Regions from separate parts of the Homo sapiens genome. Here region 1 is linked to region 2. A link is an interaction called in ENCODE POLR2A ChIA-PET data of the cell type or tissue named here. Cell type or tissue: B cell. All regions are shown on one strand. Each heading gives the region's core, and the rest is flanking DNA. Links, peaks and the distances in the headings are about the cores only.

Region 1 (4,399 bases), core at 230-4,229, 840 kb after region 2:
TTCCAGGTGTACCGTTGTAAGCCATAAATGTGCGTGTCCTCAAGGAAATCGATGGAGAGAACATTTCTTTGATATCTAGACACTTTGCTTCTTATCTGTCCCATTCTCCTCACTTTCAGACATACACACACAATTTAGTGATCATTGAAAAGTTGCTTCACTTCTCTCTGCCTCACTAATCTCATCTGTAAAGTGGAGATTACAGTAGTTTTCCTGCAGATTAGTTCTTGTCTATTAAACGTGTGTGTGTGTGTATGTGTATGTGTATGTGTGTATCTGTGTGTGTGTATGTGCATGCATGTGTATTTGACCACTATTCTATAGAGTACAATGTAACTCTAGACACAAAGTCTCTATATATCTCCCCTTTATTGCCTAAATAGCTCTCTGTGGAGAAGTCTGTCAGTAACAACATAAGATTATTTGTTCTACTCTAAGGATCTTTCTTTGCCCTTTGTCTATGAACAGGAATCAGTCTGGACAGAGCTTCAGGAGCTCAATAGACTCTGAGCTAATGTTGTTCATTCAGAATCTGCATCTTCAGACTACAAAGGGGCCCATCAATTTTATCTCAGACCTGGAGCAGCTGTATTCAATTAACACTGTGTCACACAACCACCCATTCTGGGACCAACCCCCATCCTTTGTCTCCACTGAGACTTGCCTTCACTTGGAGAAAGGCCTGCAAACTCGTCATTTATCAGACAGACTCAGCTTTGATAGAAAACTTTAGCCACAGAACTTGCTATCATATCTGTGGGAAATGTTCCAACCCTAAAGATGTGTGGGCTGATTAAAATTTTTATTACCCCTTAAAAATTGAAGATTGAATTTAGTACATACAGAAGCTAAGGGTATCTTATTTGGTTTTAAATTTGACTGACGAAGACCTCTAGCTTCTAAGCTCCTAGTTTTTTGGATTAACTTTTCATACCATAAAACCACTTAATCATGAAAATGGCAGAGTTAACATTCACACTCTCAGTTCAGATGCTGTGAAGAAAAAGGTTGTTTCAGCCACAGGATTAGAGGGGCAAGTACGTGGACTAGGAGTACACACATTCTTCTTGCTTCCTGAGAGGCTCACTTAAAATCTCTTTTGGGAAGAGATTCCAAATCCAAACTCCCAAGCAGAGCCTGTCTCCTCTGGGCAATAAAGGGTGGGATTAACTCTAGCCCCCTCATCCTTTCCCCTTTTATCTCATCTTTGGTGGCCTGTGGCTCTTGTTACCCTCCCTCACTCACTAAGTCTGCTTTTCATTAAGAAATATGCTGTCAAACAATTATACCTCAAGATAGAGAAATATTTGAACCAAAGAATCTAGGAGCTAAAAGAAAAAGCTGGTAGTAAGATATTCAATATATTAAAAAGAAATAGAAACTCAGTGAGATGTGGTTCCATTCCCTGAGAATACCCAACATGTCAGCTTAGGACAGAAATGTGATTAAAAGGCAAATTTCCTGAGTCCCAGACTAGAACTCTGTATTAAAGCTATGATTTACAACAATGAGAAGTAGGTTTAATTTAGTCCATACACTAAGCCCAATATAATTTGCATGATGAAGGAAAATATTTTTAAAAAGTATTCATGTGAGAATAAAATGGAGAAATGTATTGGGCCTTTAAACTTGTTTAAACATCTTTTTGGGCTATTGTAGACAGAATTCTTAGATGTCTCCCGAGATTTCTGCTCCCACCCCCTGGTGTACTCATCTGTATAATCCTTAATCTTTGAATGTGGGTGTGAACATGATGTGACACAACTGCCATAATTTGCTTACCTTATATGACAAAGCTTAATGGATCTCACAGATATAATTAAGGTTCTAATCAATTGACTTTGTGTTAATCAAAAAGGGTATTTTCTTAGTTGAGCACAACCTAATCAGGTGAATTGTTAAAAGCAGTCAGATAAACCTAAAGGGAAGTTCTCCTGCTGGTCTTGAAGGAGCAACCACAATGAGTTCTACAGGTTCAAGAAAAATAATTCTTCCAACAAACATGTGAGGCGGGATGAAGACCCAGAATATCAGAAGAGACAGTAGCCCTAGCCGATACTTTGTGAGAATTGGAGCAAAGGTCCCAGGCAAGCCTTGCCCAGACACTTGACTCACCTAAACAACAAGATAATTAATGGATGTTGTTTTAACCACTAAATTTATGACAATTTATTATACAGAAATAGGCAACTAATGCAGATTTTGGTAACTGGAAGTGGGGTGCTACCGTAATGAAAACCTAAAAATGTAGGAGGAGCTTTGGAATTACACAGTGGGGAGAGACTGGAGGAATTTTGAAGAGTATAACAGAGAAAGCTTTAATTGCCTTGAACAGATTGTCAGGAGAAATGTGAACTTTGAGGGTGCTGTTGGTGAAGTCTTAGGAGGAGGTGGTGAACATGCATCTGGAAACTAGAGGAAGGGTCCTTGTCATTAGGTAGTGAAAGAACGCTTAGTGAAATTATCTCCTGTACGTATGTGGAAAGCAGAAGCTCTAAGTGATGAGCCTGGTTTTTAGCAAGGGGATTTCCAAGCTGCTTTGTGGTTTCTTGCTGCTCATAGTAAAATGTGAGAAGAGAGCGATAAATTGAGAGAAGAACTGTTAAAAAAAAAAAAAAAGTAGGACTTTACCATTTTGAAAATTTGGCCTGTAGCAGGTTTTGTACAACCCTGAGCTAAAAATGTTCTTTATATTTTTACAAAGCTTCCAGAGTAGTTTCACTAATTACCAATCCTGAGGGAGGAATCCCACTGCATGGAGAAGAGCTAAGATCATCACTATGCCAACCGCCAGGAATAGGAGTCCAGACGTGTCTGTCCAGTGCATCTTGGGCTACAGTTTGACCAATAGCCTGAGTTTGGCAAGAGAGAACATATTCACACACAGCAAGTTATATGAAGTGGGTTCATATACAAATAGGCATCAAGGGATAAAAGGAGTCTCAGGTCCATTGTGAGCTGGTCCTTTCTCCACCAGATTCAAGAAAGCTGCTGGGGTGGATGGAGGATCAATTACATGTGCCCCTCTTGCACCACAGCTGAAGGACCCTGACAGAGAGCCAGTCCTGGGTTATATACTTCAGGGGCAATATGAATCACTGGGCAAAGCTTGAAAGGATATCATGCTTCTAGGGTAGGGAGGAACAAATGATAGGCCATCCCAGTCAGTTCCTCCTTAAATCAAGATGTATTCCGCCAGGTGCGGTGGCTCACGCCTGTAATCCCAGCCCTTTGAGAGGCCAAGGCAGGTGGATCACAAGGTCAGGAGTTCGAGACCAGCCTGGCCACCATGGTGAAACCCCGTCTCTACTAAAAATAGAAAAATTAGCCGGGCATGGTGGCGGACGCCTGTAATCCTAGCCACTTGGGAAGCTGAGGCAGGAGAATCGCTTGAACTCAGGAGGTGGAGGTTGCAGTGAGCTGAGATCGCGCCAGTACACTCCAGCCTGGGTGACAGGGCAAGACTCCGTCTCAAAAAAAAAAAAAAAAAATGTTTTATTCCTTAGGAAAGACAGGAGCAAGGCAAGGCCCAGGCTGCTTCAGGCAGTTCTTATCTTAAGATACTACATCCCAGCACAGTTATTCTAAAATCTACACGCAGGAAAGGGTGGGTGGGGAAAACTGGGTTTGTCCAAGGCCACCCAAAGAACTGTACCACAGAACTGACTAAAAGAGAGAAAAAAAGTACTATGTAACAGAGACTGTATATGACTTGCAAAGTCCAAAATAATTACCATCTTTAGAGAAAAGATTTGGCTGCCTTTGTTCTAGAAGATAAAAGCAGAACTTCTCAAAGTGAGTCTGTAGGACTCTAGGATGCTTTTATAGTCACTACAGGATATTTTGTCGTGGTGGACACAGACCAGTGGGGTAGATGATGGGTGAGCCATTCTTAACAAACGAGAAGGAACCAGAATCTTAACAGCGTCAACTCGAATGATGGGAAGTTGATGTAGGTGACTCTGTGGTCTGTTCCTCATCAGCCTTAACTTAGACACCCTCTTCCTAATGTATTGAAGAGGGGTGTCAGGTAAAACAATATCACTGCTCATTAAAATGAACTTTGATGACGTTGTGGCTGTATTTGGGGGCTTGGATTCTACTGACTTTAGAAAATGCATGGATAAAAATACATATGTAAAGGAACTTATTGTTTTCCCAAGATATCTCTTACTTGAGCAAGTTTGCTGAGTCTCAGTGTACCATGGGTATGATAAAGTTGATAAGGAAGACGGGTTTGGCAGTGCAGTTAGTGGAAAGAACCCTGGCCTTGGAATCAAGAGGCCTGGGCATGCCATTAACCCTTTCTTCATCTTAATCTGCCCGTGTGTAAATTGGAGAGGATTGGAATAGACCAGTGGTTGTGAATCTCAGTTCAGAAAAGCATAGCATAGCTAGG
Region 2 (4,399 bases), core at 122-4,121:
CTTTACATCTTTGGGTTTGCAGTTCCAGAATAGAAGGCAGCTGTCATTCCCTACCACTTCTAGTGCTTTCCCTGGCCTTAGGCCACATTATTATTATTATCAAGCAGCAGGTAAAGGTGATATTTAATTATATTTTCCTAGAATTAAACACTTTATATAGAACATTCTTTTAAAAATAAAATCCTTTTGTATATTAATATTGATAACAGTAATACACTTTCCATTTTTTGAGTACTTACAGCACGTACTCTATGCTAGGAGCTAAAAATAAGGGCCTTGCATACATTCACTCATGTCATCCTCCATACAGTCCAGTTAGGTAGGCATTATCATCATCTTACAAGGGAAGAAGCAAAGCTCAGATGCTAAGGACCTTGCCCAAGGTCATGGGACACAGCTTCTTTCCAAACCATAGCCACACCCATCGGCTCTGCAGCTGCCACACCGAGAGCCAGCTGCAGTACTCTCGCCCATCCCTGCCCTCACTGCTTGTCTCTGAGACACTCAGACCCTGCTGGCTCTGTGCACCCTGATTTCAGTAGCTGTATTTTGCTGTGGGGGCTCCTGCCCACCCTGAGCTCTACACACTCCCCTGACTTTTGTACACTCCATAGTACCTTCTTATAGCCACAGCCATACAGAACTCCACTGGCCAGCCCAGCCCTGGCCTTCCAGTCATGGGACAGAGCCTGTGTGTGTACAGTTAGACATAAGTTGGGCCAGGAGTGGTGGCTCATGCCTGTGATCCCAGCACTTTGGGAGGCCGAGATGCGTGGACCACTGAAGGTCAGGAGCTCAAGACCAGCCTGGCCAAGATGGTGAAATTCCGTCTCTACTAAAAATGCAAAAATTAGCCAGGGTGTAGTGGCCAGCGCCTGTAATCTCAGCTACTTGGGAGGCCGAGGCAGGAGAATCTCTTTAACATGGGAGGCGGAGGATGCAGTAAGCCGAGATCATGCCACTGCACTCTGCCTGGGCAACAGAGTGAGACTCTGTCTCAAAAAAAAAAAAAAAAAAAAAAAAGTTAAAAACCTGGGCCCTTTCACACTGCCACACAGTCTTGGCACTCAGCTAACATTCACCAGAAAATAGATAATTCTTGTGGGGCAAAGGGAATATAGGTGTGTGTGTATGTGTGAAGAAAACAACTAAGTGAAATGTGACATTTTCCTGTGTCCTTGAGTTAGCAAAGAGAACTGAAAGTGGTGCTCTCCTGCATGGATAGCGGCCTGGAGCTGCTGTGCTGTCAAGCCTGTGACAGTTTCAGCAAAGCCTGTGTGAGGCTCTTGGGACTGTGACTTTCATGTGACTGCCATTATGCTAAGGAAATAATAAAAGTAGTTGGGCCTCGTGATTTGACTTTATGGCTCATTGTAAAGCCAAAGAGTAACATTTTGGTTTTGATCCATTTAATAATAAATTGTAGAGCATCATGCAATGTGTGAACAGATGATTTTCACAGGCTGGGTATTTAACCCTTGGGCAGGACAAAGCAACAGACAAATAAACGGCAACAAAATAATTAAACTTAATTCACAGGAGAAGTGAGAAACAGAAGAGTTCTAAACTGTAGAAATCCTTTAGAACAGAGTCTTGTGGACTTCTCCAGCCTGACCAGAAGTTTTGTTTTTCTTCATCCCCTTCACTAGGTGGTCATGAGGAAAAGCAGCATTCTCCCTCCCAAACACCTGGGATGCTCCCTTTCTCAAGCACTTCCACTGTCTGGGCTCAGGACCCTGTCTCATCAGCTCGCTCCACAGTCAAATGCCTTGTGAATTTTCTTTGCCAAATGAATGTGCACAGAAGCCAAGGCAGCGTGGTTTACTCTAAAAAGAATCCATTTGGGGGCAGCCATGTCCCTGCGGGGTCCCTGGCACCTGAATATAAACCTCTTTCTCTTTTGAAAATATTACTAAATATGTTAATTTGGGAACAAAATGCAGTCACCATGTCCACCCACAATGGGCAGTTATGCAGAAGATAGGAGGGTGGCAGAGAGGGGACTGCAAAGTGTGGGTGAAGAAACATAAGAGAAGAGGAAGAGGGTAATAAAAAGAGGAACAGAAGCTCATTCTCCCTGGAGAGCATCAGGGCAGGATGCTGTGATTATTCTTATTGCAAGGAAATATGAGCAGCTTGTCTTGATTCGGCAATCTCAGAATGTCAACATTTATCCCCAAATAGCCAAGTTTTCTGTCACCAACTCGGGAGGGGTAGCAGCCTTGAGTGCTTCTCCATGGATTCTTCAGCAACTGGCCAGCAAGATTTAAATGAAATCTCATGTGTTACATTTACACCTACTCCCCCTTTTAAGTTGGATTCTTTATTACCACTGGTATTTGGGGTGGCATTTTAATACCCATGTCAAAAAGTTGAAAGCAATTTGCACGGAGTTTGTTCTCCAAGGATTCTCCCCTGTTCTTACCAGCCTGAGAAGAAGAAAAGTGCAACATTACTTCTTCATTTTTCTTCAGTGATGACAAAAGTCCTGTTATTAAAGTGAATACTAAAAATGGTTGTCTGCATAATGAACCTGCTTATTTTCACAAACTTTAGCCTTTGCTTTTGAGTGTTTTCAATTCAGATTTCCATACTTGCCAGTTAACTGACACCTAAAAAGCAGATATAAGGCAAAGAAGAAATTGGGGGAAATATTTTTCAGTTTTTTGATACGGGATAGTCAAACATGACAGGTAAAACATTATTGCTATGAAGAACTCACACAGATAAGAAAAATACAAGCTTGCCACTGGGAAAATGAACAAGGGCATAAATAAACAGCTCACAGAAAAAGAAATACAAGTGGCTCATAAACATAGAAGAAAATGTTCACCTCGGTAGTAATCAAAGACATGTAAATGGAAATGACAAGGCAAGGCCGTTTTTCACCTCCCAAATTGGCAAAGTTGGCAAGAGGATGAGGAAGTGGTCCTTCCCACACATTGCTTGTGGGAGAGTCAGTTGGTTCAATTTTTAAAGTAACTTAAAGTCCAAAATTCATCTTAGATTCAAAAGTACTTTTGACACAAGGACTTTATACAACTAAACAAAGTTACAGTCAAATATTTAGGATAAAAAATATTCGCCATAGTCTTACAGTAAAAAATTAGAAACAAATATCTAATAGCAAAGAGGTAATTGCATACATTATTTCCTATTCATATGATGAAATATTATATAGTTGATAAAGAAATCATTATGAATAACATTTAATATACAAAGCTTAATTTAATATTAAGGCTTTTAAGTAGGACATATAAAATTAATACTTTGATCCAATTGAAAATTCTTTCTCATAGAAATATGACTAAGTGTTAAGAGTGGTTACTTCTGGTAACAGGAATTGAGAGTATTTTTTTCTTCATTCATCTTACTTTCTTCTAGTGGTTAGGAGCCAGAGTTCCTAGGCTCCAACCTTGACTTCTCTGCTTACTTAACTAAGTGATTATAAGCAGGTAACTTCATTTCTTAATGTCTCAGTTCCTCTACTTGAAATAAAGGGATAATAACAACAGCTACTTTACAAGATTGTTGTAAAGATCAATATACATAAAGAAATGTCATACTACTGCCCTCAGACATTGTCAGTACTCAATTGTTGCTATCGTCTTGACAGTTGTCAGTATTTTCTAAATTAAAAAAGATTACTGATTTAAAAATTAGAATTTCAAAACCAGTGAATGGTCAAGGCTGGCCTGATTAGGTCCATGTGCAAATGAAAAAGATTCAGGAATCACAGGCGCTCTCAAGTTGAATCAAAGCATATGGGTAGTACACTTATTTAAATATTTAAAAAAAAAAAAAAAGCAGGCAGGAAGGAAGGGAGGGAGGGAGGAGCTTCAGGTGGAAGTGCTCCTGTAAAGATGACTGGGACATTGACAGGTAGGATATAAGGTTTGCTGAGACCTTGTTGGAGTTCCGTGTTTCATTTGCAAAGAGTAGAAAGAAGTGGAGAAGAGACTCAGAGGAGGACAACAAGAAAGATGAAAGAGAGGAAATGTTGTTTCATGAAAAAAAGTTCCAGTCTTTTCCATCCCAGAAGTGTAGCTACTGAGCAGTTGAAGAACTATGCTCAGCCCCTTGTGGACTGAGTGGTTACCCTCCATCTCCAGCAGGTATGAAGCCCACGGATAAGCCTCTCGCTGTAGGGAATCATAGAGTTCACATTCACAGCATTCCCACACTTCCCTGCTATCAAGAATCACCTGGGGAGAGGGAAAGCATATTTTTAAAAAGACGGTTCCGCCGGGTGCAGTGGCTCATGGCTGTAATTCCAGCACTTTGGGAGGCCGAGGCGTGTGGATCACGAGGTCAGGAGTTCAAGACCACCCTAGGCAAGATGGTGAAATCCCGTTTCTACTAAAAATAAAAAAAATAGCCAGGTGGGGTGGCGGGTGCC

What was found. ChIA-PET counts read pairs that join two places held together with the same protein. Peaks named below come from ENCODE experiments on the same cell type or tissue, not always from the same donor. Only the 100,000 strongest peaks of a DNase experiment are listed, where the experiment ranks them.
Region 1: POLR2A ChIA-PET joins it to region 2 with 11 read pairs; 1 of 35 experiments calls an interaction of 5 or more read pairs at or near these places.

What each region holds. Positions count from the first base shown.
Region 1 is chr2:16,958,872-16,963,270 of GRCh38, reverse strand. No RefSeq gene overlaps it. Among named protein-coding and RNA genes, the nearest start is that of LINC01866, 5.6 kb to the left of the region's middle. In B cell, for the core only: no CTCF peak of the experiment used is centred there; a DNase peak (open chromatin) is centred at 2,520; H3K4me3 peaks cover 1,103 bases; H3K27ac peaks cover 1,420 bases.
Region 2 is chr2:17,802,205-17,806,603 of GRCh38, reverse strand. No RefSeq gene overlaps it. Among named protein-coding and RNA genes, the nearest start is that of MSGN1, 12 kb to the left of the region's middle. In B cell, for the core only: no CTCF peak of the experiment used is centred there; DNase peaks (open chromatin) are centred at 412, 1,243 and 2,043; H3K4me3 peaks cover 1,398 bases; H3K27ac peaks cover 2,672 bases.